Linked DNA regions of Homo sapiens: region 2 is linked to region 1. Evidence: chromatin loops called from intact Hi-C (ENCODE). Cell type or tissue: B cell. All regions are shown on one strand. Each heading gives the region's core, and the rest is flanking DNA. Links, peaks and the distances in the headings are about the cores only. Region 1 has its middle 14 kb from the start of NCOA3. Region 2 overlaps LINC01754 (long intergenic non-protein coding RNA 1754).

Evidence for each region. Hi-C counts contacts between places; a loop is a spot of excess contacts. Peaks named below come from ENCODE experiments on the same cell type or tissue, not always from the same donor. Only the 100,000 strongest peaks of a DNase experiment are listed, where the experiment ranks them.
Region 2: it touches region 1 in a loop (3-fold over the local background); 5 of 110 quality-filtered maps call a loop at or near these places.

What each region holds. Positions count from the first base shown.
Region 1 is chr20:47,481,954-47,493,609 of GRCh38, reverse strand. It overlaps the pseudogene RNU6-497P and the pseudogene RNU6-563P. Among named protein-coding and RNA genes, the nearest start is that of NCOA3, 14 kb to the left of the region's middle. RefSeq lists silencers at 5,636-5,695, 5,716-5,765 and enhancers at 5,976-6,025, 6,056-6,385, 6,986-7,055. In B cell, for the core only: no CTCF peak of the experiment used is centred there; DNase peaks (open chromatin) are centred at 4,679, 5,279, 5,829 and 6,279; H3K4me3 peaks cover 1,348 bases; H3K27ac peaks cover 3,860 bases.
Region 2 is chr20:47,386,772-47,398,427 of GRCh38, reverse strand. It overlaps LINC01754 (long intergenic non-protein coding RNA 1754), which reads left to right. Exons shown (of 3, transcript NR_146496.1): 2 at 1,083-1,279. Among named protein-coding and RNA genes, the nearest start is that of LINC01754, 20 kb to the left of the region's middle. RefSeq lists enhancers at 5,611-5,660, 5,921-6,110, 6,281-6,410. In B cell, for the core only: no CTCF peak of the experiment used is centred there; DNase peaks (open chromatin) are centred at 5,527 and 6,057; H3K27ac peaks cover 2,041 bases.

The sequences.
Region 1 (11,656 bases), core at 4,133-9,132:
CCACCCCCAGGCTGTACTCTGAACCACTTTTCTCCCTGGGAAGGACACACAACTGAGGGGGAAAGAGAGAGCAGAAGAGAGAGATCAAAAAATGCAATTTAGGGTAAACAAGTACTTGACTTCTTGTTTTGCTTAAAAGAGGGGAAAAACACCCCTGAGAAGAATCATATTTAAGACAAATTTTTGGAGATAAAGAGCAGCCTGAGCTTTACAACCCAGAGTTGCCTTATTCATGCCTCTTCCTTTAAACTCAAATCAGGGTTTGGTGACCTGTGATTTTTGTGCCAGAGATGACACATGCGCCTGTTGGAATTGGCACCTGGCCTGGCTGCAACAGACTTGTCCTGCTCCACAACCTGCAAATGACTCCACAGCTGGAAGAATTTGAAGCCCAGCTCATTTTTGTTTTGCTTTTCCTTTCTAGACTTACATATTAAACATATTTGCCTTGGAAGAAAAAATCATTTGCTATCAAATGCTTTAAAAGTACCCACTGTAAGAGGGCTAAAATAAAAATAAGGACTATGCTCATGTTGGCAGCACATACACTAAAACTGAAACAATACAGAGAAGATTAGTGTGGTCCCTGCACAAGGATGACATGCAAATTCTGTGAAGCATTCCAGTTTTGGGGTTTTTTTTGGTTTTTGTTTGTTTGTTTGTTTGTTTTTGAGACAGAGTTTCGCTCTTGTTGCCCAGGCTGGAGTGCAATGGCACAATCTCGGCTCACTGCAACCTCTGCCTCCCGGGTTCGAGCCATTCTCCTGCCTCAGCCTCCCAAGTAGCTGGGATTACAGGTGCCCACCACCAGGCCCAGCTAATTTTTTGTATTTTTAATGGAGATGGGATTTCGCCGTGTTGGCCAGGCTGGTCTTGAAATCCTGACCTCAGGTTATCCGCCTGCCTCAGCCTCCCAAAGTGCTGGGATTACAGGCGTGAGCCACCGTGCCTGACCCCAGTTTTTTGTTTTGTTTTGTTTTGTTTTTTAAGTGTTAACCACAATGTAGAGAAATTGAACCATTTGTACACTGTTGGTGGGACTGTAAAATGGTACTCCATTTCGCAAAATTGGTGGGCAGTTCTCCAAAGTGTTAAACAAAGAATTGCCATATGACCCATCAATTATACCCCTAAGTATATACCCAAGTGAATTGAAAACATATGTCCATGCAAAATCTTGTACAGTAACATCCTTAACAGGTTTGCCATGTAATTGATTGATAATAGCCACAGGGTTTTAACTTTTATGTTTTTAAAGCTAGAATCTTAACTTACCTTATACATTCACCCCTGGCATAGAACTGTTTGCATGCCCCAACATCTCTACTCCTTCCATGTTCCTACTCTGTAAGTACTAAATCACTGGAAGAGGGTTTATCCTCTCAAATAAGCTTACTGCCATCACTTTAAAACTCATTTTCTTTTTTTTTTTTTTTTTGACAGTTTTGCTCTTGTCGCGCAGGGTGGCGTGCCATGGCATGGTCTTGGCTCACTGCAACCTCTGTCTCCCAGGTTCAAGCAATTCTCCTGCCTCAGCCTCCTAAGCAGCTGGAATTACAGGCACCCACCACCATGTCCGGCTAATTTTTGTATTTTTAGTAGAGACGGGGTTCCACCATGTTATCTAGGCTGGTCTTGAACTCCTGATCTCAGGTGATCTGCCCGCCTCAGCCTCCCTAGGTGCTGAGATCACAGGCATGAGCCACCACACCTGGTCCCCAAATTCATTTTTTAAAAAAGGAAGTGTTTTACTCCAGGGCTGGAGTCAGCCAACCTTTATATGATGGGATACCAAGAGTCAGCCAAACTATATATGTTGGAATATCATGTAGTCAATGAAACATTATGAAGCTGTTTAACACTCAGCAGTTAAAAAAGATCTCCCAGATACTTCACTTTTAAAAAAAGTTGTGGATACATTGTAGGTGTATATATCAATGGAGTACATAGGATGTTTTGTTACAGTTTTGCAATGTGAAATAAGCACATCACAGAGAATGGGGTTCAGACACTTTTAAGTTAAAAAAAAAAGGTAAAGCAGTATGTATAATAGGCCTTTTTTTGTGTTACAAATATGTATATATATAGGCCAGACGTGGTGGCTCACGCCTGTAATCCCAGCACTTTGGGAGGCCAAGGTGGGCGGATCACCTGAGGCCAGGAGTTCGAGACCAGCCTGACCAATATGATGAAACCCCATCTTTACTAAAAAAATACAAAAATTAGCCGGCCATCTTAAAAAAAAAAAAAAAACCTACAAAAATTAGCCGGGCATGGCGGCGTGCACCTGTAATCCCAGCCACTCTGGAGGCTAAGGCAGGAAAATTGCTTAAACCCAGGAGGCAGATGTTGCAGTGAGCTGAGATCGCACCATTGCACTCCAGCCTGGGCAACAAGAGTGAAACTCCATCTCAAAAAAAGAGAAAGAAATACAAGTGTCAATACTGAATCACAATGTGAAATATGTTTGTTGCTGTTCTGCGATTCAGCCAAAGGCTTGAAGACACTGAGCTAGGAGGATGAATTTTTGGCCCCCACATTCTTTTTCATGACCTCAAACATATGGGCCAGGCTTGGTATATAGATCTGAGATCCCAATTCCTCTTAAGGGTAAAGTCAAGAGAGAAGTACTGCCAGTGGAAAGGCCATGGCTTCTGAGGTGGCCTTTTTGAGGAACTGACTTAACCCTTGCCTTTTTCTAGAGACAGATAAATGTGAGGTGTTGCCATTCTTCAGCAAATATTTTCCCAGCTTGGCTTAGGAGCTATTCTTACATTTTCTCTTTTTTTTTTTTTTTTTTTTGAGACGGAGTTTTGCTCTTGTTGTCCAGGCTGGAGTGCAATGACATGATCTCGGCTCACCACAACCTCTGCCTCCCGGGTTCAAGCGATTCTCCCGCCTCAGCCTCCCGAGTAACTGGGATTACAGGCGTCCACCACCACGCCTGGCTAATTTTGTATTTTTAGTAGAGACAGGGTTTCTCCATGTTGGTCAGGCTGGGCTCGAACTCCCGATCTCAGGTGATCCACCCGCCTCAGCCTCCCAAAGTGCTGGGATTACAGGAGTGAACCACCACTCCGGGCCCATTTTCTTTTTCTTTTTCTTTTTTTTTTTTTGAGACAGAGTCTTGCTCTGTCACCTAGGTTGGAGTGCAGTGTTACGAGATCTCAGCTCACCGTAACCTCCATCTCCCAGGTTAAGTGATTCTCATGCCTCAGCCTCCCGAGTAGCTGGGATTAAAGGCGTGTGCCAGCATACATGGCTAATTTTTGTTTCACCATGTTTGCCAGGCTGGTATGGAACTCCTGACCTCAGGTGATCTGCCTGCCTCAGCCTCCCAAAATGCTGGGATTACAAGCATGAGCCACTGTACCCAGACAATATTTTCTTTCCTTTCCTCCTCTCTTCCTCTTTCCTTTCTTTTTTCCTCCTTCCTTTTATTTTATTTTATTTTTTTTTTTTTTGAGACAGAGTCTCGCTCTGTCACCCAGGCTGGAGTACAATGGTGCAATCTTGGCTCACTACAACCTCCACCTCCTGGGCTCAAGCGATTCTCCTGCCTCAGCCTCCCGAGTAACTGGGATTACAGGCACATGCCACCACACCCAGCTAATTTTTGTATTTTTAGTAGAGACGGGGTTTCACCATGTTGCCCAGGCTGGTCTTGAACTCCTGACCTCAGGTGATCCACCCGCCTCGGCCTCCCAAAGTACTGGGATTACAGGCGTGAGCCACCGCACCCTGCCCTTATTTTTTATTTTATTAGAGACAAGGTCTCGCTCTGTCACCCACGCTGGAGTACAGTGGTACAGTCATAGCTCACCGCAGCTCAAACTATTCCACTGCTTCTCAGGCTCCTGAGTAGCTGAGACTACAGGCGCATACCACCACACCCAGCTAATTTTTAAAATTTTTTTGTAGAGACAAGGTCTCACTATGTTGCTCAGGCTGGTCTTGAACTCTTGGCCTCAAGTGATCCTTCCGCCTTGGCCTCCCAAACTGCTGCTTGCACTTTGATTACAGGCGTCAGCCACTGCGCCCAGCCTCTTCATTTATTTTTAACTTCTACAAAGGAAATGCGATGTAAGTCCCTCAGCCACCCACTTCCTCTTCCAGAGGAGCCACCATTGCCAATTTCTTAGGTATTATTTAAGAGATGCATTTACAAATAAACACACACACACACACACACGTATTTATATATATTCTTTTTTTTTTTTTTCTGAGATGGAGTCTCCCTCTGTCACGCAGGCTGGAGTGCAGTGGCGTGATCTCTGCTCACTGTAACCTCCACCTCCCGGGTTCAAGCAATTCTCCTGACTCAACCTCCCAAGTAGCTGGGATTACAGGCGTGCACCACCACGCCCAGCTAATTTTTTTAATTTTCAGTAGAGCCGGGGTTTCACCATGTTGGCCAGGCTGGTCTTGAACTCCTAACCTCAAGTGATCCGCCTGCCTTGGCCTCCCAAAGTGTTGGGATTACAGGCGTGAGCCACCGCATCTGGTCTATATATATATACATTTTTGTAACACAAAATAAGGCCTATTATACACACTGCTTTATCTCTTTTTTTTTTTTTAACTTAAAGTATCTGGACCCCATTCTCCATGATGTGCTTATTTCACATTGCATGCCTGTAACAAGACATCCTGTATACCCCATTGATATATACACCTACAATGTATCCACAACTTCTTTTAAAAGTAAAGTATCTGGGAGATCTTTTTTAACTGTTGAATGTTAAGCAGCTTCATAATGTTTCACTGGCTACATGGTATCCCATCATATAGAGTTTCGGGGGCATTTAAAGGTTGGCTGACTCCAGCCCTGGAATAAAACACTTCCTTTTTTAAAAAATGAATTCGGGGACCAGGTGCGGTGGCTCACACCTGTAATCCCAGAACTTAGGGAGGCCGAGGCGGGCGGATCACCTGAGGTCAAGAGTTCGAGACCAGCCTGGCCAACATGGTGGAACCCCGTATCTACTAAAAATATAAAAATTAGCCAGGCGTGGTGGCGGGTGCCTGTAATTCCAGCTGCTTAGGAGGCTGAGGCAGGAGAATTGCTTGAACCCAGGAGGCAGAGGTTGCAGTGAGCCAAGACCGTGCCATTGCACTCCAGCCTGGGCAACAAGAACAGTGAAACTCCGTCTCAAAAAAAAAAAAAAAAAAGTAAAGAAAAGAAATAGTGTTTTAAAGTGATGACAGTAAGCTTATTTGAGAGGACAAACCCTCTATCAATGATTTAGTACTTACAGAGTAGGAACATGGAAGGAGTAGCCATGTTGGGGCATGCAAACAGTATCTATGCCAGAGGTGAATGTATAAGGCAAGTTAAGATTCTAGCTTTAAAAAAAATAAAAATTTGCCAGGCGTGGTGGCTTACGCCTGTAATCCCAGCACTTTGTGAGGCCGAGGTGGGCGGATCACCTGAGGTCAGGAGTTCAAGACCAGCCTGACCAACATGGAGAAAACCCGTCTCTACTAAAAATACAAAATTAGCCAGGGTGGTGGTGCATGCCTGTAATCCCAGCTACTCGGGAGGCTGAGGCAGGAGAATCACTTGAACCTGGGAGGCAGAGGTTGCAGTGAGCCGAGATCGCGCCATTGCACACCAGCCTGGGCAAAAAGAGCAAAACTCCATCTCAAAAAAAAAAATATTTTAAACCTTCTGGCTATTATCAATCAACTACATTGCAAACCTGTTAAGGATGTTACTGTACATGTCAGTCATGATGTCTGCCCCACTTACCCACAGACCCTTCTAAAGACAGAGCAGAAGTCACCTTCTTTGGTACCATGTGACTGGCAACTTCTGCTCACACCACAGCTGATTGTGTCAGACATGGGCATCAGCCCCAGGGGCAGCCAATGCATGGGCAGGGCAAGTGATTTATGAGATAGCTGGACCCAGAATATCTGGCCCAACAGGAACCAGGTTGACCTGTGAGATTGCCACCTGGGATGCATTTAAATTAGAAACTCCAGAGTAAATCAACTTGTTAAGAAAAGGATTTGAAGCTGAAGGTATAAAAGATATATGAGACAGGAGGGAGTAGGGTGGGAAATGAAAGAACAGAAACTGAATATTCAGAGCTAGGGGGTAGAGAAAAGAAACTAAAAAAAGCGCAAAGGTGGTCAGTTTCCAGCAATACAGCAGATTAGATAGCCTGAAACACTCAACCCCACCCGCAAAAACATCTGGAAATTCTGAGTAAAAGATAACAAGTACTCTTTTAAATGAATCACAGGGTTCACAGGAAAGAAAGGGAAATCCCCCATGTCAAAAAACAAAAATGGAACTGAAACCCAACCGGTAGTGTGAACTGATAGATACTATGCCAGAGGAGGAGGTGTCACGGGTCTCAGAAAGCAAAGACCTCCTAATGCAATGCAAATACAAGGGCAGGAAATCAGGCCTTGGGGCTCATGTAATCCAAAATTACAATATAGAAATCATCCTCCTGGAGCTAGGAGTCAACCCAGCAAGCAAAGGCGTACTTTCAGATAATAGCATGTTTGCACAAAAACCATCGAAAGATGAGCTAATAATTATTAAAGACACAAAAGAAGGTACCAAAATATGCAAACAGAATAATATCATAAAAAACAAAAAAAAACAAAAAACAAGCAGGTTTGATAAAGAACCTGGCTCAGGCCTGTAATCCCAGCACTTTGGGAGGCCGAGGTGGGCAGATCACGAGGTCAGGAGATCAAGACCATCCTGGTTAACACGGTGAAACCCCCGTCTCCACTAAAAATACAAAAAAATTAGCTGGGCATGGTAGCAGGCACCTGTAGTTCCAGCTACTCGGGAGGCTGAGGCAGGAGAATGGCGTGAACCCCAGAAGCGGAGCTTGCAGTGAGCCGAGATCGCGCCACGGCACTCCAGCCAAGGGACAGAGCGAGACTCCATCTCAAAATAAATGAATAAATACATAAATAAAATAAAAACTAATTTCTGGCCGGGCACGGTGGCTCACGCCTGTAATCCTAGCACTTTGGGAGGCCGAGGCAGGTGGATTGCCTGAGCTCAGGAGTTCGAGACCAGCCTGGGCAACAACGGTGAAACCCCGTCTCTACTAAAATACAAAAAATTAGCCAGGCGTGGCAGCATGCGCCTGTAGTCCCAGCTACTCAGGAGGCTGAGGCAGGAGAATTGCTTGAACCCGGGAAGCAGAGGTTACAGTGAGCCGAGATCACACCACTGCACTCCAGCCTGGGCAACAGAGTGAGACTCCGTCTCTAAAAAAAAAAAACTAATTTCTTTCTCTTTTTTTCTTATTTATTATTACTTTTTTTTTTCTAGAGACATGGTCTTACTCTGTAGCCTAGTCTGGAGTGCAGTGGTGCAATCATAGTTCACTGCAACCTCAAATTCTTGGGTTCAAGGGACCCTCCAGCCTCAGCCTCTTGAGTAGCTGGGACTATAGGCATGTGTCACCATGCCTGGCTCAGGACTCATTTATTGAATGACACTGTATACCAGACCTGTCCCAAGCACATGCCAATGCAGTTCCTATTATGAAAGCTTACAGTCCAGACTTGACAAATTCCCAAATGACTACCCTGGAAAATTTCAACCCCCATACTGGGCCTCAGTTTCTACGTTTGTGAAATGAGCAATTTAAACTCAATGTTTCCCCTAGTGTAGATGAGATTATTTTTGGTAAAATATTCGGGCACCATTAAAAAGCACTGTGGAAAGGAATCTCTCTTTCATTTTTTTTTTAAGTAGAGATGGGGGGGTCTCACGATGTTGCCCAGGCTGGTCTCAAACTCCTGGCCTCAAGTGATCCTCCCATCCCAGCCTCCCAAAGTGCTGGGATTAGAGCCGTGAGCTACCACACCCAGCCAGTCACCCCTTTTCCTTTCTTTCTTTTCTCTTCTTTCTTTCTTTCTTTTTCTTTCTGTCTTTCTCTCTCTCTCTCTCTCTCTTTCTTTCTTTCTTCTTTCTTTTTTTTTCGAGATGGAGTTTGGCTCCCATTGCCCAGGCTGGAGTGCAATGGTGCAATCTTGGCTCACTGCAACCTCTGCCTCCTGGGTTCAAGCGACACTCCTGCCTCAGCCTCCCGAGTAGCTGGGATTACAGGCACCACCACCACCCCTGGCTAATTTTTTTGTATTTTTAGTAGAGATGGGGTTTCACCATGTTGGCCAGGCTGGTCTCGAACTCCTGACCTCAGGTGATCCACCCATCTCAGCCTCCCAAAGTGCTGGGATTACAGGCTTGAGCCACCACGCCCGGCCTCAGTCACCCCTTTTTCAATCCTCTTCTAATTCTACCTCTAGTAGGAAGTCTCAGTGTGGTACAATCTCCTTTTCTGTTTTTGATTTTTTTGAGTCAGGGTCTTACTCTCTTGCCCAGGCTGGAGTGCAGTGGCACAATCGTGGCTCACTGCAGCCTCGACCTCCTAGGTTCAAGTGATCTTCCCACCTCAGCCTCCCAAGTAGCTGAGACCCCAGGCAGGTGCCATTATGCCCTGCTAATTTTTTTTTTTTTTTTGTAGAGACAAGGGTCTCCCTATGTTGCCCAGGCTCATCTCAAACTCCTGACCTCAAAATATTCTCCCACCTCAGCCTCCCAAAGTGCTGGGATTACAGGCATGAGCCACCACCCCCAGCCCAATCTCCTTTATGACAAAGGACAAGCAGATCTGGACCCTAAAGCCTGTACAGGCAACAGTCTCTAGCCAGCATGTAATCACATTGTGTTGTTTCACTGTCTTTATTTTTACTTCTAGCTCCCATTTATGGCAAGAGGTATAGGTTTTCTGCTTATGTATTGACATAAGGTTTCCTTTTGAAATAATATTTATATAGCTAAAAATAAGTGAACCGATGCAAGAAAAATGTTAAGTAAATAATATAGATGGTACAGATATAAAAATGCTAAATAATATAGACGATATGGCAAAAATCATAAAGATAGAACAGGAACAACTCCAGTTAGGCAAACACAGATCTATTTCACTCGGCCCATTTTGCAGGCATGAAACCTAAGGCCCAGAGCAGGTAATAGAATCTCGCTGACTCCGACATAGCAAGGAAATTGCAGAGGATGGCTGATTCAGAATTCATTAGACAGTCATGAACTTCAGGAGGTTCCAAGCCAGCAAGCAGGTCTGCCGGTCAGGTATGCAGATCCTGAATCCACAAGTGATTGTATTGCACCTTCCTTTCCACTTCGTCCCTGCTGGACAAGATTCATTCATTCAACAAATATTTATGCTCCCTGCTGCAGTACATATACTAAAATTGGAATAACACAAAGATTAGCATGGCCCCTGTGCAAGGATGACATGCAAATTCATGAAGTGTTTCATATTAAAAAAAAAAACAAAACAAAAAAAACAGTCCAGGCACAGTGGCTCATCCCTATAATCCCAGCAATTTGGGAGGCCAAGGCAGAAGGATCATTTGAGCCCAGAAGTTCGAGACCAGCCTGGGCAACATGGTGAAACCGCATTTCTACAAAAAATGCAAAAATTAGCTGGGAGGCCGGGTGCAGTGGCTCATGCCTGTAATCCCAGCACTTTGGGAGGCTGCGGCAGGCAGATCACCTGAGGTCAGGAGTTCGAGACCAGCCTGGCCAACATGGTGAAACCCCATCTCTACTAAAAGTACAAAAATTAGCTGGTCATGGTGGTGCGTGCCTGTAGTCCCAGTTACTCTTGAGGCTGAGGCACGAGAATCGCTTGAACCCAAGAGGTAGAGGTTGCAGTGAGCTGAGATCGCGCCACTGCACTCCAGCCTGAGAGACAGAGCAACAGACTCGGTCTCAAAAAAAAAAATTAGCTGGGTATGGTGGCACATGCCTGTAGTCCTGGCTACTTGGGAGGCTGAGGCCGGAGGAGCACTTCAGCCCAGGAGTTCCAGGCTGCAGTGAGCCATGATAGCACCACTGCACTCCAGCCTGGGAGACAGAACAAGATCCTATCTTAAAAAAAAAAAATACATATATATATATATATATATATATATATATATATATATATATGTATGTATACAAAAATTAGCCAGACTTGGTGGCGGGTGCCTATAATCCCAGCTACTGGGGAGGCTGAGGCAGGAGAATCACTTGAACCAGGGGACGGAGGTTGCAGTGAGCCGAGATTGCGCCACTGCACTCCAGGTTGAGCGACAGAGCGAGACTCTGTCTCAGAAAAAACAAAAACCAAAAAATCCCAGAGAAATATTTGTTGACATCCTGCCGTTTACCAGGCACTGTGCTAATTCTTAGGCATGTAATGGTGAGACACAAACAGCAACAGTCTCTCTTCTCAGGACTTTGTAATCCAGCGGGGACGGGGACAAAACATCAGTTAACACATACACAAAAGCAAGATAATTACAGATTGTAATCAGTGCTACAAAAAAAAAAAAAAAAAAAACAGCTTGTGACAGGCACAGAATAACCACAGAACTACTTATTTAACTAGTTAGTCTTGATGGTATTTATTTGTTAATTTACTTTGACCAGGTATAATGTGGTTCAAAATCCAAAAGGTACAAAAGATTTCTGGTAAAAATCTTTCTTCCACTCTTCCCTAGACACCCAGCATCTTTCCCTAGAGACAACAAGAGTTAACTGTTTCTTGTGTATGCTTTCAGAAGTAGTTGAATCATGTACAAGCAAAGGGCTATATATCTCCTGAATGGTAACATAGAGGCCAGGTGCAGTGGCTTATGCTTGTAATCCCAGTATTTGGGAGGCTGAGGTGGGAGTCATTGGAAGCTAGAAGTTTGAGACTGGCCTGGACAACATAGCAAGACCTTGTCTCTACAAAATTTTTAGGCCAGGTGCAGTGGCTCACGCCTGTAAACCCAGCAATTTGGGATGCTGAGGCAGGTGGATTACCTGAAGTCAGGAGTTCAAGACCAGTCTGGCCAATATGGCGAGACCCCATCTCTACTAAAAATACAAAAATTAGCTGGTGTGGTGGCACGTGCCTGTAATCCCAGCTACTTGGGAGGCTGAGGCATGAGAATCGCTTGAACCCGGGAGGCAGAGGTTGCAGTGAGCCAAGATTGCACCACTGCACTCCAGCCTGGGCGACAGAGAGAGACTCTGTTTCAAAAAAATAGAAATAAAAATGAAAAATAAAAATAGAAAAATTAGCCAGGCATGATAGTGCATGCCTGTAATCCCAGCTACTTGGGAAGCTGAGGCAGGAGAATCGCTAGAACCCAGGAGGCAGAGGTTGCGGTGAGCTGAGATCACGCCACTGCTCTCCAGCCTGGGCAACAGAGTAAGACTCCATCTCAAATAAATAAATAAATAAAAAGGTAACATGTATGCAATACGTACTTCCCACCTTACTTTTTCACCTACCAGCACATCTTAGACATTTCTTCACTTTCTTTAGGTAAGTAGATAGAAAAGGTAGCCTTTTGTCAAGCACAGAATTCAGGCTGGGAGTGGGGTACAATCCAGACAATTACAAGTACCAAGAGTTTGATATGTGCAGAAAGAGGAAGACGCCAGTAAACCTGAGCGTGATAAACAAGGCTCAAGAAGCAACGAGAATGCCAGACAGACAGGCAGGGTCTGGGCATGCAGGTTCTTGTCAGTCATAAAAGAAGTTTGCCGTTTATTCTAATTGCAGTAGCCACTGGATGTGTTTTTAACAGAGTGATATGATCTGACTTGCAT
Region 2 (11,656 bases), core at 3,188-8,187, 94 kb after region 1:
CCAGCTTGGGCAACAAGAGCAAAACTCAGGTCTGAAAAAAAAAAAAGTATTAGAGTTTTTTTCCTTATGGCCACCAGAAATAACTGTTAAGGTTCTTTGTTTTTCTTTCTCTCCTTCCCTTCCTCTGCCTTCTGTGTCTCCTCCCCCTCTCCCTCTTCCTTTCCCTTCTCCTTCATTTAAATTAAGGTGAAGTTCACATAAGGGAAAATTAACCAAAGTGGTATTTACCACATTCACAATGCTGTGTAACCACCGCCTCTATCTAGTTCTAAAACATTTCTATCACCTCAAAAGGAAACCCCATACCCACTTCAGCTGTTTGTGCAAAGGCAAGGTCATTAAGCATTGAGTGGCAGCCAGAAGGACTTGGCAGAATACAGGCATGGATAAATTGGCTAATTTTAGTTCACAAATGCTGCATTTTAATAACCGTTAATAACTCACATAGTGAATTACTATTAAGTCGCCCCTGGATGCATATAGACCTGAAGTGAGTTCTGGCGGTGTCTGTCATTCAGGGACAAGAACTGAAAGGAGGACAAGAGATTTCAATATTCTAGAACACTGTGGCTTCTGTGATCTTTCTTGTGACAGATACAGCCTACTAGCTACGCCAACTACCATCCCTAACCTGTGACTCTTTTCTTCTTCCTATTTTTTTTTATTTATTTTTTGAGACGAACTTTCGTTGTTGTTGCCCAGGCTGGAGTGCAATGGCATGATCTCGGCTCACTGCAACCTCCACCTCCCAGATTCAAGCGATTCTCCTGTCTCAGCTTCCCGAGTAGCAGGGATTACAGGCATGCACCTGGGATACAGGCCACCGCGCCTGGCTAATTTTGTATTTTCAGTAGAGACGGGGTTTCACCATGTTGGCCAGGCTGGTCTCAAACTCCTGATCTCAGGTGATCCACCCGTCTTGGTCTCCCAAAGTGCTGGGATTACAGGCGTGAGCCACCATGCCCAGCCATTCTTCTTCCTATTTTAGAAGCTGGAAAGCTTCACATTTGTTCTCCCAGGTTCCTTTGCAACTGCAGTTGCCAACTCTGCTGTTGGATTTCCAAGAAATGTTTGCTTTCCAGATAAAAGGGAGAGACACAACTGGCTCCAGCCCTTTTCCTGCCTCTTCCTGCTTTGAATACTCACATGATACCTGGAGCTGCAGCAGCCATCTTGTTTACCAAGAAGAAAAGCCAAGATGATCACAGAATAGCCAGCACTGGTATTGTTCCGCCAGCGACAGCAGATACTTACCTCCAGATTTTTGGGGAAAAAAAATGTAAGCCACTCTTTTTTTCCTTTCTTCTGTTTTGTTTGTTTGTTTGTTTTGTTTTGTTTTTGTTTTTATGAGACAAAAGTGAATCACAGGTCAGAGATGCAAAGGTTGCTGGCCTGTCATACATGCCCTGTGTTGGGCTGGAATGCAGTGGTGTGAACGTGGCTCACTGTAGCCTTGACCTCCTGGGCTCCAGTGATCCTTCCCACTCAGCCTCTCGATTAGCTGAGACCACAGGCATGCACCACCACACCCAGCTAATTTATTTTTTGTAGAGTGTGGTCTTGCCATGTTGCCCAGGCTCTTCTCAAACTCCTGGGCTCAAGCAGTTCTCCTGCCTCGGCTTCCCAAAGTGCTGGGATTACAGGCATGAGCCACTGTGCCTGGCCATGTAAGCCATTCTAAATCATGGTTTCTGCTATTTAAAGCCCAAAGCCCAAAAAGTTCCTGATTCATTTCTTATGCTACTTAGGTGCAACACTAATATGCCATAATTATAATTATACTTATGATTTCTTTTAGCTTGGGAATTCAAAAGTCCGTTCCTCAAGTGAAATCTTGTTTTTTTTTTTGAAACAGGATCTCCCTCTGCCACTCAGGCTGAGGGCAGTGGTGAGATCACAGCTCACCGAAGCCTCCACTTCCCAGGCTCAAGTGATCCTCCCACCTCAGCCTCCCGAGTAACTGGGAGTACAGGTGCGTGCCATCACACCCTGCTAATTTTTCATATTTTGTAGAGACAGCGTTTTGCTATGTTGCCCAGGCTAGTCTCGAGCTCCTGGGCTCAAGGGATCCTCTTGCCTCAGCCTCCCAAGTGCTGCGATTCCATGTGTGAGCCACCTCGCCAGGCCCGAAGTGAAATATTATTAAGCTCCTAGAGAGTTGGCACCCCCAGGATTTCTTTTTTAATGAATTGGAAATTCAAAGTTGAAAAATAGATAAAAAACAAATCTACAGGCGCGGTGGCTCACACCTGTAATCCCAGCACTTTGGGAGGCCAAGGCGGGTAGATCATCTGAGATCAGGAGTTCAAGACCAGCCTGACCAACATGGTGAAGCCTCGTCTCTACTAAAAAGACAAAAAATTAGCCGGGTGTGGTGGTGCACGCCTGTAATCCCAGCTACAGGGAGGCTGAGACAGGAGAATTGCTTGAACCCGGCAGGTGGAGGTTGCAGTGAGCCGAGATTGCGCCATTTCACCCCAGCCTGGGCGACAGAGTGAGACTCCATCTCCAAAAAAACCAACCAACCAAACAAATCAGTCCGGGTGTGGTGGCTCACACCTGTAATCCCAGCACTTTGGGAGGCTGAGGCGGGCGGATCACCTGAGGTCGGGAGTTTGAGACCAGCCTGACCAACATGGAGAAACCCCGTCTCTACTAAAAATACAAAATTAGCCAGGTGTGGTGGCACATGCCTGTAATCCCAGCTACTCGGGAGGCTTAGGCAGGAGAATCACTTGAACCCGGGAGACAGAGATTGCGGTAAGCCGAGATCGTGCCATTGCACTCCAGCCTGGGCAACAAGAGGAAAACTCCATCTCAAAAACAAAAACTAATCACAGCAGCCTGGGCAACATGGTGAAACCTTGCCTCTACAAAAAATACAAGAATTAGCCAGGTGTAGTGGCAGGCACCTGTAGTCCCACCTACTTGGGAGGCTGAGGTTGAAGGATTGCTTGAGCCTGGGAGGTTGAGGCTGCAGTGAGCCATGATCATGCCACAAACTCCAGCCTGGGTGACAAAATGAGACTGTATCTCAATACAAAAGCAAATCACAGAGGCCAGGCACAGTGGCTCACACCTGTAATCCCAGAACTTTGGGAGGCCGAGGCAGGCGGATCACCTGAGGTCAGGAGTTCAAGACCAGCCTGGCCAACATGGTGAAACCCCGCCTCTACTAAAAATAAAAAAATTAGCTGGGCGTGATGGCAGGTGCCTGTAATCCCAGCTACTCAGGACGCTGAGGCAGGAGAATCACTTGAACCCAGGAGGCAGAGGTTGCAGTGAGCCAAGATCTCGCCATTGCACTCCAGCCTAAGTGACAAGAGCAAAACTCCATCTCAAAAAAAAAGCAAATCACAGGTAAGAGATGCAAAGGACACAGGCCTGTCACACATGTCCTGTGTTGTGCTTGAACTCTGGTAATTTTATTTACATTTATTTATTTATTTATTTATTTTGAGATAGAGTCTTACTGTGTTGCCTAGGCTGGAGTGCAGTGGTATGATCTCGGCTCACTGCAATCTCCACCTCCTGGGTTCAAGCAATTCTCATGACTTAGCCTCCCGAGGAGCAGGAACTAGGTGTGTGCCACCACACCCGGCTAATTTTTGTATTTTTAGTAGAGATGGGGTTTTGCCATGTTGGTCAGGCTGGTCTCGAACTCCTGACCTCAAGTGATCCTCCTGCCTCGGCCACCCAAAGTGCTGGGATTACAGGTGTGAGCCACTGCACCTGGACTGAACACTGGTAATTTTAAAATGAAATACATTTATTACTTTTTACAAATACTCAAGTAAAAGACCAAAAAAATTCAAATTTAATTTTAATTTAAATCATTGTAAGATGTATGGGATTAATATCCACACTCAGGATTTCTCAGTACTCACTTTTCATAAAAATCAGCTCAAAATAAAACATACCTAGAAAATTGCAGAATAGAGGGTCCTGTGGTGCCTATCTAGTCTCTATTCCTCTAGGGGGAATGTAGTGGGGTCTTAAGATACCCTCTTGGCTGGGTGCAGTGGTTCACGTCTGTAATCCCAGCACTTTGGGAGGCCGAGACAGCCAGGTTACTTGAAGTCAGGAGTTCAAGATCAGCCTGGCCAACACATTGAAACCTTGTCTCTACTAAAAACACAAAAATTAGCCAGGCGTGGTGGCGTGTGCCTGTAGTTCCAGCTACTCGAGAGGCTGAGGCAGGAGAATCACTTGAACCTGGCAGGTGGAAGTTGCAGTGAGCTGAAATCATGCCATTGCACTCCAGCCTGGGTGACAACAGCAAAACTCCACCTCAAAAAAAAAAGATACCCTTTTAGAGCCAGGCGTGGTGGCTCACACCTGTAATCCTAACACTTTAGGGAGGCCGAGGCAGGCAGATCACCTAAGGTCAGGAGTTCGAGACCAGCCTGGCCAACATGATGAAACCTTATCTCTACTAAAAATACAAGAATAAGCCAGGTGTGATGGCCGGCGCCTGTCGTGATCTGATTATCTGAAAGCAAAAGGAACAAAACTGGAGTGCAATGAGTGAATGAGCTCACATGTGTCTTGTTTAGCCTTAGAATTCATATTTAGCAAAATAAGTAAGCCTGTGCTCCTCACCTGAACTCCTGGATAACTCACTGTGGATATTTACACATCACTGGGTAGCTGTCTGTCATGTCTCATTTATTCCCACACATGGGCTCATTCATTCATTCAACAAACATTTGCAGACAGCCCCTTCTCTGCTGTGCTGCCCTTTGCTTTCATGCAGTGTATCTTCATACTTTCTCTAATAAGTCTGCCTTTCTTTACCAAAAAAAGAAAAAACAAACATTTGTCCTATGACCTACTGTATGCCTAGCACCAGGATGGGTGGGGTTAGTCTGACTTCTTTTGAGTGACCTAAGCCCAACTCAAATTGGCTTGTGTAAAAAAGAATTTGGCTGGGTATGGTGGCTCACGCCTGTGATCCAGCACTTTGGGAGGCCGAGGCAGGTGGATCACTTGAGGCCAGGAGTGTGAGACCAGCCTGGCCAACGTGGCGAAACCCCGTCTCTACTGAAAATAAAAAAATTATCTGGACATGGTGGTACACACCTGTAATCCCAGCTACTTGGGAGGCTGAGGTAGGAGAATCACTTGAACCTGGGAGGCAGAAGTTGCAGTGAGCTGAGATTGTACCACTGCACTCCAGTGTAAACGACAGAATGAGACTCTGTCTCAATAAATAAATAAGGAATTTATTGGCTTATGTAACTCTATGAAACTTATGTAACTTATAAAAGCTCTAGTGCAAGTCGCCTTCAGGCATGGTTGGTTCTCACAGTATGAGAATTACCCTCACTCTTCATCTCTCAGCTATACTTTCTTCTGTGGAGGCCTGCTTCACCCTCAGGTAGCTTCTACCCTGAGATCATAGCAGTCTTGGCCTCTACCCACTCTAGCTTAACCACCCACAGAGAAAGGGAAAGCCCTTTTCCCAACAGTTCCAGTGAGAGTCCTGACCTGGCTCTAATTTGATTCAGTTTGAGTCACATGCCTTCACTGGATTGATTGGGAGGTGCTAGATGGTTGTTGGCCAGTGTGTCATCACCTGGTCACACCAGTAAGTAAGAGATTCAGTCCCATCTGAATCACGTGGATTGAGAATGACGGAAAAGGTAGTTTCCCAAAAGAATGCTAGGGCACAGTGACCAAAAAAAGAAGAATGGATGCTGGCCATGCAAAAAACAACAGATGTCCAACTATAGACATGACAAAAATGAATAAAATACCTTTTATGGGACTATAGAACCCCCACATGCACCTGGCAGGAGTGTGGGCTGGCAGCTGCTATGTGGGAGAGCAACCTGGCAGTGTTTTGCACCCACATAGCCTATGCCCCGGCATCTCCTTCCTGGGGAGAAGAGGCAGTGATGTGTGTGGAGGCGGCCATATGGGGGCCATTGCTAGGAGAGTACTTTGGTAAAATGTGGTGAATGCACAGAAGATGGGGAAGCCGAAGAAATGGACTAGATATTTACAGAGACCCGTGTTGAGATCTTCAAAACAGAGTGAAAACAAAAACCAAAGAACTCTGTAACAGGAGGCTATTTGTGTAAATGTAAAACGCATGTCATGGTGAGTAATCAAGATAGCGTTGCCCTTGGGGGATGTGACTAAAAGGAAGCACAGAGCTGCCCAATTAAATAATACATTTCCCAGCTTTCTTTGCAACTAGGCGTGGCCACATGACAAGGTTCTGGCCAATGGGATGGGAACAGAAGTAATGCAGGCAACTTCCTGGACCAAGACCATAAATGGAAAAGAGAGTGCCCTCCCTCTCTCTTCCTTTCTTTCCTGCAGGAGCTGGAGTGACTCTCTTGGTCCCTAAGGTGGAAGCCATGTGTTGAGGACACTGAGCAACAAGATAGGAGGAGCCTGGGGCCCAGCCAGAGAACAGGAAGCCACCCAAATAGCTCTCAACCCCTTATAGATGGACTACTAAATGGGAAATAAAGTAGACTGTTCTCTCTTGATCTTTGTACAGAATCTATGTGCTAACTAATATAGTGCTCACTGGGAGGCTGAGACAGGAGGATAGCTTGAGCCCAGCTTGAGCCCAGGAGTTCGACACCAGCCTGGGCAACATAGCAAGACCTCGTCTCTACTTAAAAAAAAAAAAAAATTAGCGGGGCATGGTGGCACGTGCCTATAGTCCCAGCTACTCGGGAGGCTGAGGCAGGAGGATGGCTTGAGCTCAAGAGCCAGAGGTTGTAGTGAGCTAATATCACACCACTGTATTCCAATCTAGGTGACAGAGACCCTGTCTCAACAAAATAAAACAAAAAAACCATAGTGCTCAATAGGTTGATATTATCATGACTTTCTCCTCAGTTGTCATTATGATGATGATTATTTTATTGACCTAAAGCATTATGTACAGTTCAGCAAAGTCTTGTGGTGCCTTAACAAACAATGGAGGCAGTAACCCTTAGAGTTCTTGAGTTGCAGGTGTAGGAAACCACTGCTGACTCAAGTAAAAATATTGGTAGAATATGGTGTAGCTTATTGACTCAAAAGAAAGGCTGGAGGCCTTGTGTGGTGGCTCATCCCTGTAATCCCAGCACTTTGGGAAGCCAAGATGGGCGGATCACCTGAGGTCAGGAGTTTGAGACCAGCCTGGCCAATATGGCGAAACGCTGTCTCTACTAAAAATACAAAAATTAGCTGGGCGTGGTGGTGCACGCCTGTAATCCCAGCTACTAGGGAGGCTGAGGCAGGAGGATTGCTTAAACCTGGGAGGCAGAGGTTGCAATGAGCCGAGATCACACCATTGCATTCCAGCCTGGGCGACAGAGTGAGACTCCGTCTCAAAAAAAAAAAAGGCTGAAACTAGGCTTCTGGAAGGCTAGGATCTGAGGCAAGTCCTGGAATCCAGGTGACAGGAACTCATCAGCATTGGAGTAAAAGAGATATTCAAAACAGAGTGAAGAGTAAGTATAAATAACAGGAGGCTGGCTGGGCGTGGTGGCTCACGCCTGTAATCCCAGCACTTTGGGAGGCCGAGGCGGGTGGATCATGAGGTCTGGAGATCGAGACCATCCTGGCTAACATGGAGAAACCCCATCTCTACTAAAAATGAAAAAAAGAAATTAGCCGGGCGTGGTGGTGGGCGCCTGTAGTCCCATCTACTCGGGAGGCTGAGGCAGGAGAATGGCTTGAACCTGAGAGGCGGAGCTTGCAGTGAGCCAAGATCGCGCCACTGCACTCCAGCCTGGGCAACAGAGCGAGACTCGTCTCAAAAAAAAAACAGGAGGCGGCCGGGCGCGGTGGCTCACGCCTGTAATCCCAGCACTTTGGGAGGCCGAGGCGGGTGGATCATGAGGTCAGGAGATCGAGACCATCCTGGCTAACAAGGTGAAACCCCGTCTCTACTAAAAATACAAAAAATTAGCCGGGCGCGGTGGCGGGTGCCTGTAGTCCCAGCTACTCGGGAGGCTGAGGCAGGAGAATGGCGTGAACCCGGGAAGCGGAGCTTGCAGTGAGCCGAGATTGCGCCACTGCAGTCCGCAGTCCGGCCTGGGCGACAGAGCGAGACTCCGTCTCAAAAAAAAAAAAAAAAAAAAAAAAAAAAACCGGAGGCTATTTGTGTAAATGTAAATCGCATGTCACGGTGAGTAATCAAGATAGTGCTGCCCTTGGGGGATGTGACTAAAAGGAAGCACAGAGCTGCCCAATTAAGTATTACATTTCCCAGCTTTCTTTGCAGCTAGGCGTGGCCACATGACAAGGCCACATGTGGATGTGGGGCAGAGTGGACAGGGAGGTTGTGTTTGCACAAAAGCATCTACCTGTGATGTTTAAGTTGAGATGGATGAAAAGAAACTGGCCATGTGCAGATACTGGAAGAGAGAATCCCACGCAATATGCCATTGGAAAGGAATCTTAGTTTGAGAAATTCAAGAGGTGCCAGTGGTGGGGGTGGTGTGGGCGTGGCAGGGGATAGACTCTTGGAGAACAAAATGATGAAGAAGGCAGAGAATGTATGAGATGAAATCAGAGGCCAGGAAAAGATCATGGAGGAACTTGGAGGCCACTGAAGAGAGTCTGGGGCCAGGCACAGTGACTCATACCTGTAATCCCAACTCTTTGGGAGGCTGAGGCCAGAGGATTGCTTGAGCTCAGGAGTTCAGGACCAGCCTGGGCAACACAGGGAGACCCCCATCTCTACAAACAAATATAAAAATTAAAAAATTGGCCAGGCGCAGTGGCTCACACCTGTAATCCCAGCACTTTGGGAGGCCAAGGCAGATAGATCATGAGGTTGGGAGTTCAAGACCAGCCTGGTCAACATGGTGAAACCCCGTCTCTACTAAAAATACAAAAATTAGCCAGGCATGGTGGCAGACACCTGTAATCCTGACTACTCTGGAGGCTGAGGCAGAGAATTGCTTGAACCCAGGAAGCAGAGGTTGCAGTGAGCTGAGATCATGCCACTGCACTCCAGCTGGGTGACAGAGCGAGACTCCGTCTCAAAAAATAATAATAATAATAATAATTTTTTTTAAATTAAAAAATTAGGCCAGGTGCAGTGGCTCATGCCTGTAATCCCAGCACTTTGGGAGGCCGAGGTGGGTGGATCACCTGGGGTCAGAAGTTCGAGACTAGCCTGGCCAACATGGTGAAACCCTGTCCCTACTAAAAATATAAAAATTAGCCAGACATGGTAGCATGCACCTGTAATCCCAGCTACTTGGGAGGCTGAGGCAGGAGAATTGCTTAAACCCGGGAGGTGGAGGTTGCAGTGAGCTGAGATGTTGGCATTGCACTCCAGCCTGGGTGACAAGCAAGACACTCCATCTCAAAAAAAAAAAAAAAGAAACTCAGGCGTGGTGGGGGACACCTGTGGTCCCAGCTACTTGGGAGGCTGATGCAGGAGGATCCAGGCTGCAGTGAGCTGTGATCACACCACTGCACTTCAGCCTGAGTGACAGAGCAAGACCCTATTTCAAAAAAAAAATTTGGTTTTTATTCTTTTTTTTTTTTTTTTTTTGAGACAGAGTCTTGCTCTGTCGCCCAGGCTGGAGTGCAGTGGCGTGATCTCAGCTCACTGCAAGCTCTGCCTCCCGGGTTCACGTCATTCTCCTGCCTCAGCCTCCCGAGTAGCTGTGACTACAGGCACCCGCCACCATGCCCGGTTAATTTTTTTGTATTTTTAGTAGAGATGGGGTTTCACCGTGTTAACCAGGATGGTCTCGATCTCCTGACCTCGTGATCCGCCCATCTCGGCCTCCCAAAGTGCTGGGACCACAGGCGTGAGCCACTGCACCTGGCCAATTTGGTTTTTATTCTGGTTGTCCTGGATAAAAATGTTGAATTTTAAGTAGAAGACTGGCGTGACTTGATTTACTTTTTCAGATCTGCCTGACTGCTGAGTGGAAAAGTGATTCATGGGCCACGGGTGGAGACAGAGAGACTAAAAGATGGGAGCAGTAGAGATGGGGGTGAGGGTGGGAGCCCTCAATGCTTGCTAATGGCCTGGAAGCCAAGTGAGAGGAAAAAGAGAACAAGGACCACTCCTTACTCTCATCCTTATGAAGCCGTATGGAAGGGGCAGAGGGTGGGACAAGAGCCAGTCAAGAGTTCTGTTCTGGACAATTGATGGCTGAGAACGCCAGCCAGTCTGTAGATTTGGATGTGTGCAGGAGACAGGAGATATGAATAGGGAAGTCATCAGCATGGAGATGCTATTTAAAATCTTGGCACTGAACCAGATTATCTAGAAACAAGGCAAGACCCAGGCCCCAAATCCTGGGACGATACAAGGTGTCAACATGCACTTAAATCTTTTTTTTTTTTTTTTCGAGACGGAGTCTTGCCCTGTCACCCAGGCTAGAGTGCAGTGGTGCGATCTTGGCTCACTACAACCTCCACCTCTCAGGTTCAAGCAATTCTCCTGCCTGGGATTACAGGGGCCTGCCCACCATGCCCCACTAATTTTTGTATTTTCAATAGAGATGGGGTTTCACCATGTTGGCCAGGCTGGTCTCGAACTCCTGACCTCAAGTTATCCGCCCGCCTCAGCCTCCCAAAGTGCTGGGATTACAGGCGTGAGCCACCGTGCCCGGCAAATCTTACTGTCTTATCTAGCTAGACACCTCTGGGGATGTCATTCCACAGAGGGTCCCATTTCTCTGCTCCTTTGTTTAGTAAAATTTCTCGAAGGCATGTTTATCGCTACCATCTCCCCTTTCTCTCCTGTTCCTGTTCTCTCCTCAATGGACTCTATCAGGCTGAAATAAGTATTTCAGGTTTTTCTTTTCTTTTCTTTTCTTTTTTTTTGAGACAGTGTCTGGCTTTTTTTTTTTTTTTTTTTTTTTTTTTTTGAGTCTCGCTCTGTCACCCAGGCTGGAGTGCAGTGGCATGATCTCGGTTCACTGCAAGCTCCGCCTCCCAGGTTCACGCCATTCTCTTGCCTCAGCCTCCCGAGTAGCTGAGACTACAGGCACCTGCCACCACACCCGGCTAATTTTTTGTATTTTTAGTAGAGACGGGGCTTCACTGTGTTAGCCAGGATGGTCTTGATCTCCTGACCTCGTGATTTGCTCACCTCGGCCTCCCAAAGTTCTGGGATTAGGTGTGAGGGTCTGGCTCTTTCTCTTAGGCCAGAATGCAGTGGTGCTATCACGGCTCTCTGCAGCCTCCACCTTCCAGACTCAAGCGATCCTCCCGCCTCAGCCTCCCTAGTAGCTGGGACTACAGGCATGTGTTACCACACTGGGCTAATTTTTTTAATTTTTAGTAGAGATGGAGGGTCTCACTCTGTTTCCTAGGCTGGTCTTGAATTCCTGGGCTCAAGTGACCTTCCTGTCTCGGCATCCCAAAGTGCTGGGATTTCAGGCATGAGCCACCGTGCCTGGCCTATTTAGATTTTTTTTTTTGAGACTGAGTTTCGCTCTTGTTGCCCAGGCTGGAGTGCAATGGTGCGGTCTCGGTTCACTGCAACCTCTGCCTCCCAGGTTCAACCGATTTTCCTGTCTCAGCCTCCTCAGTAGCTCTGGGATTGCAGGCGTGCACCACCACACCTGACTAATTTTTGTATTTTTAGTAGAGACAGGGTTTCACCATGTTGGCCAAGCTGGTCTTGAACTTCTGACCTCAGGAGATCCCCCTGCCTTGGCCTCCCAAA